Linked DNA regions of Homo sapiens: region 2 is linked to region 1. Evidence: read pairs that join two places in POLR2A ChIA-PET (ENCODE). Cell type or tissue: OCI-LY7. All regions are shown on one strand. Links, peaks and the distances in the headings refer to the core of each region. The heading gives the core; the rest is flanking DNA.

Region 1 (2,929 bases), core at 191-2,690:
TTTTCCTACTTTAAATCTGCTGTTACTTTTCCACTGAGATAAACACTGTTTGGGTCTAAGAGGTGTTTTTTTTTTTTTTTTTTTTTGGCAACCCAAGGAATTTGTATTTATCTCATGGCTAAAGTTCTGAAGTAAAAGCTATAGGGTCTTTGTGTGTGTGTGTGTGTGTGTGTGTGTGTGTGTGTGTGTGTGTGTATGTGTGTGTATTTAAAAGGTCCTTATAATTTCTATAATTTTTTGTTTAATTGGCAATTAAATCTGTTTTAACTTCCCTCTAGCACACCAGACTTTCTCTCTCAGTACCTTGAGATGTAAATTTTGCTATCTGATTTTCCCCTAAGAGTTGTTTCCTTTAATATGCAAATTTAAGGCCACTTAGCTGACAACTGCCTGAATAGTGAAACAGGTTATCAAGAATTTAAAAGCCTAAGATAGGAAAAAAAAAAAAAAAGAAAAAAGGTCTTATGAATCTATAAGATGTATTTCTATTAGCATGCACAAATATGTCTATGTATTTGTGTTGTGTACACAATGTTTCAGTACTAAAAATATATAAAACAGCTCTAGCTAATTGGCTAAAATATAAAAGCACTTAAATCGGATAATCAAAAGAAAAGACTAGTCAAATGCTTTTTCAAGTTAATGTGATTTAAGTAAAATTTTTAATAAAATAATCTGGCTTTAAAATTATTGGTAAAATAATATTAGAGATGTCTTAAAAATTGTTAGCATTTTTGATCTACTGGTTTTGTGCTCACTCCTGCAGAATTCTATAAGCCATAAGGGTTATAAAACTATAGCATTTTTGATCAAGTGGTTTTGTGCTTACTTTGGCAGAATACTATAAGCCATAAGGGTTATAAAACTATAAAATCCAGCTCAAGACAAAATGATCTTTGCTTGTATAATTTTCGACAAGTAAGACATGGAATATTCTTGGTTTAATGAAAACAGCTAAATCCCAAGTTATTGGTAAAAATACCCTTATATTTAACCTTAAGTTTCTTACTTAAGTAAGCACCTAAAATTCACAGCTATAAAAATAGTTAACAGGGAAATAAAGAATGACTATCACAGTTTTTGTAAATAATCTAGGTAAATTATTTAATAAATCAATCGATCAGGTAAATGTAATGGAATAAACAAATGCCTGTAAACAAACATGTTATATAATTTAGGATCTAATGTTATTAATAAATATTAAGTATCTGGGTAATTTCCAATTAAAAATTATAGGAAAAAAATTTTTAATGTTCTTATGAAAAGGTAAATGTATTTGTCTAACTGAAAGCTTATTTAAGGGTTATGTATAAAACAAGATAAAAGGAACCAAAAAATAAGAAATGTAAAAAGGTTAAAAATATAGAGAGGTGCTTTTGATAGAAAGGTAAAAAGGAAAGTCATTTTATACTAGAAAGAATCCTGTTTGGTAAATTTTTGTCCTACAATAAAATGGGTTGTTCAAGAAAAAGGGATATTTAGGACAAAACAGAAAGTCTAAGCATGTTGTAAATGTTCTATGTAAGTCATAATAAGGTTAGTAAAAAGGATTTTTTTAAAAGGGGTTGTATAATTCAGTTGGCTCAGCAAAAGAAATAATCGGCATAGTTAACAGACAAAGTCTTCACAATCTATACATCCAACAAAGGACTAATACCCAGAATCTATGAAGAATTCTAACAAATCAGAAAGAAAAAACAACCCCATCAAAAAGTGGGCAAAGGACGTGAATAGACAATTCTCAAAAGAATATATACAAATGGCCAACAAGCATATGTAAAAATGCTCAACATCACTAATTACCAGGGAAATGCAAATCAAAACCACAATGCAATACCACCTTACCCCTCCTGCAAGAATGGCCATAATCAAAAAATAAAAAGAAATAGATGTTGGCATGGATATGGTGAAAGGGAACACTTTTACACTATTGGTGGGAATGTAAACTAAAACAACCACTATGGAAAACAGTGTGGAGATTCCTTCAAGAACTAAAAGTAGATCTACTGTTTGATCCAACAATTCCACTACTAGGTATCTACCCAGAGGAAAAGAAATAATTATATGAAAAAGATACTTGCACTTGCATGTTTATAGCAGCACAATTTACAATTGCAAAACTATGGAATCACCCCAGAAGCGCATCAATCAACAAGTGGATAAAGAAAATGTGGGATATATATACCATGAAATACTACTCAGCCATAAAAAGGAATGAAATAATGGCATTTGCAGCAACCTGGATGGAATTGGAGACTATTATTCCAAGTGAAGTAACTCAGGAATAGAAAACCAAACATCATTTGTTCTCACTCATAAGTGGGAGCTAAGCCATGAGGACACAAATGCATAAGAATGATACATTGGACTTTGGGGAGTAGGGGGAAAGGGTGGGAGAGGGTGAGGGATAAAAGACTACACATTGGGGGCTGGGCATGGTGGCTCATGCCTGTCATCCCAGCACTTTGGGAGGCCAAGGTGGGCGGATCACGAGGTCAGGAGATCAAGACCATCCTGGCCAACATAGTGAAACTCCATCTCTACTAAAAATACAAAAATTGGCCGGGCGTGGTGGCATGTGCCTGTAATCCCAGCTACTCAGGAAGCTGAAGCAGGAGAATAGCTTGAACCAGGGAGTCGGAGGTTTCAGTGAGCCAAGATCGTGCCACAGCATTCCAGCCTGGCAACAGAGTGAGACTCCGTCTCAAAAAAACAAAAACAAAACAAAACAAAAAAACACTACACATTTCGTACAGTGTACACTGCTCGGGTGATGGATGCACCAAAATCTCAGAAATCACCACTAAAGAACTTATTCATGCAACCAAACACCACCTGCTCCCTGCAAACTTATTGAAATAAAAGTAAATTTAAAAATATACATGAGTTGTGAATTTAGTATAAAGATGAGAGTCAAAACCACAACTAT
Region 2 (2,929 bases), core at 178-2,677, 95 kb before region 1:
TAATTCTTAGTATTTTGCATGTTAAAATGTCCCTTTAATATCTAATATTATTCTATAAACAAATATATAACAGTGTTTAAGAGGTTTATATTGTACTGTAGCAGGATAAAGAATATTTATTGGTTATAATGAGGTGATCTCCAGTTATGAAAGAAAAGGTTCGTCAATTTTGAATTCTATCATTATACAGCAAAAATCCACCTTTCAGTTTCTAAATTCCAATTCCAAATCTTATAAATGCAAATTATAGGACTGTTATGTTATCAGAGAAACCATATTCTACTTCTCTTAAAAATATCTGAATCAAAGGTTAACTTCCAAGCATCTTATTTAAGCAAAAGATGCTAATGAATTATGCTCTAAGCAAATGTTTTTCACTCTAACAACAGGATATCTATTTTTAGCTGCAGGTTTGGCTTGAAGTGACAGCTTTTACCCTATGATAAACTGCAGTACATACTGTAGTATATTTTTTCAAAAAAACAGTTTTGGAAATATTTAGAAAAAATAAATCACATTATAACAAAAAAGACTAGTTGTCACAAGTGTACTTATTCTAAAAAATTATTTCCCCCAAAAACTGTTTATTAAAAATTTTAACAAACCCTACAAAACCAAAATGCTCTAATTATTTCATCATTAAATCCTTATTTCTCAATAAATTGTAGGTAAAAGCAACCAAGACATCAACAAAATTCTGGCAGCATCTTATTTTCAAAATTACTATTTAAAAAATCTAATAAAAATAATCTAATAAAAATTAGCATTAGGAATGACAAAGCTAATCAAAGGAAAGTTAAACTAATTATCTTCAGGATCAGATACTAAAAGAAAATCCTCTCTTATGGTTAGTCTACTTACTAATTTATAACACAATTAATAACAGTGCCCAACAAATACAATAAATCGAACCATAAAGAAAATTAGAAACTGATTATTGGTATTGATTATTAATAGTGCCATTAATTGTTTACAGTTCTTACTGGTTTTTGAAGGCAATTTACTATAATGCCTAAGTACAAAAGCGTCACCACAAAATATAATTCACAGTAGCTGTGGCTTTATAACTGTCCCTTTAAAAATATTTTTTCCTCTTATAAATATATTTTTTAAATAAACAGCTGCAGAGTCTCAGAGAGCATACTTACCACTCATGATGAAAACCAACCTTTCCAAAACATATTGCTCAAAATAACAATCCAACAGCAAAGGGAGTTATGCTAATCTCTAGAGGGAGAAGAACCGATGGTGTAAACACACACACTGGAGCATGCAGCACACAGAAAACGAAAAGAGCTTTCTTTTGTTTTAAAAAGAGAAGCCCCTAGAAGCAAAGCATAACTGCCTAGCATGAGATATCACTAGTAAACATCAGATTAATGCCAAAGATGTCTATAACTAGACTGAATTTCTTTCAAGCTAGTTATCCCAGCCTCCTTCATATACCACTAGAACAACTCAAAATGGCAGGGAGAAAATGTTCGAACCAGGATGTATAAGATGTTCTCAATTATATCAGCATGAGTTGTTACCACGGCAACATTAGACCAGAATTATCGGTTCACTTGTATCCAAGGCGTAGCTTTTCTAAAGCTTTAATCCACCAGACAAATAAAATACCTTTTTATTTTAGAGCCACATGATTATAAATTACCAGATTTCTTAAATTTAAGCACTAATCTACGCTTTTTACATCTTTCAAAGATATGAAAAAATTGCTGTTTTCTTCAAATACTCACACAATCCCATGTTGAACCTGGCAAGGAGCAAACAGCAGAATGATTGCACCTAAACGTCTTTCAATTACACCAGCTCTTACTGCTAGCTGTGGACCTCACTGATATTAAAATGCTGTGTGCTGTTGCTAGTGACTATTGGCGATGAATCTTATTGCCGAGATCGCTGATAGCTTTCATTTTTCATGAGCCAGAAAGCTATACTGCAGCACAAATGTTAACCATTTAAACATTCTGTGTTATGGAAGAGAATAATATTATATACATATATGTATATCTGCATTTTTAAAGGAGAATCATAGAATAACTTATTTGTAAACTTCCATTAAATTCAGCATTACAAACAGTGTCAGATGCCATCCATGTGGTATTCAAAAGAAAATAATACACAAAAAAGTTACTGGCAATTATTGCAGAAATGTAAAATTCCTCACATGAAACAGGACTAAGATGACAGATTGTATAGCAAGGTGGGCTGACTGGGTAGCATGGTGAACAGATTGTTTTGATTACCAGAGATCCAAAATTTGTACCAAAATGGTACAAAGAATCTATAGAATGGTTCCTTGTTAAGTAGAACTTCAGCACGTGAACTTGCCATTTTAACAGTTGCCATGTGAGGCAGGACTTTTGGTGATGTGGAAGTAAGTCAGGAAATCTTCCTAAGAAACAACTATGAAGCTGAACAGAATTATCAAAAACAATGATTTCATGGCTCTGGAAATCGAGCAGTCATAAACAACAAATTAAGAAACATTTATTTGTGACGAACCACTGAACTCTGCCTAAAAACAGTGGGAGTCAGAGATGTTCTTGCCTGGGGCTGCTCCCACTCCTTTATAGCTCAGTCAGGAGAGTACTTCTACCAGGGTAGGGCTGGTCATGAAAACTAGCAGCTTCACTTCTGGAAGGGGCTGACATGAGAGGGGGCTGATTTGATTTGAAGTGGAGGCCAAAAAACTCATTAGTGATATTGTCAACGAAAAAAGCAAGCTGAAAGAAATTAACAGTCTAAGGCTATGGCCTTGGTAGGGCTAAGCAACACATTGGTGGTATAGCAAGAAACATAGCATGGGGTAAATGAAGATGAGACAGACAGAGGCTACGTAAGTTCACCAGGCCACCCAGTCTGCCCACCTTGCTATGCAATCTGACTAGGAGGTAATGACAAGCACAAAGGACACGAAAGAGGG

What was found. Peaks named below come from ENCODE experiments on the same cell type or tissue, not always from the same donor. Only the 100,000 strongest peaks of a DNase experiment are listed, where the experiment ranks them.
Region 2: POLR2A ChIA-PET joins it to region 1 with 9 read pairs; 2 of 35 experiments call an interaction of 5 or more read pairs at or near these places.

The regions. Positions count from the first base shown.
Region 1 is chr1:84,068,056-84,070,984 of GRCh38, reverse strand. No RefSeq gene overlaps it. Among named protein-coding and RNA genes, the nearest start is that of TTLL7, 70 kb to the right of the region's middle. In OCI-LY7, for the core only: no CTCF peak of the experiment used is centred there; a DNase peak (open chromatin) is centred at 1,504.
Region 2 is chr1:84,163,233-84,166,161 of GRCh38, reverse strand. All of the region lies in intron 1 of PRKACB (protein kinase cAMP-activated catalytic subunit beta), which reads right to left. Among named protein-coding and RNA genes, the nearest start is that of PRKACB, 20 kb to the right of the region's middle. In OCI-LY7, for the core only: no CTCF peak of the experiment used is centred there; no DNase peak of the experiment used is centred there.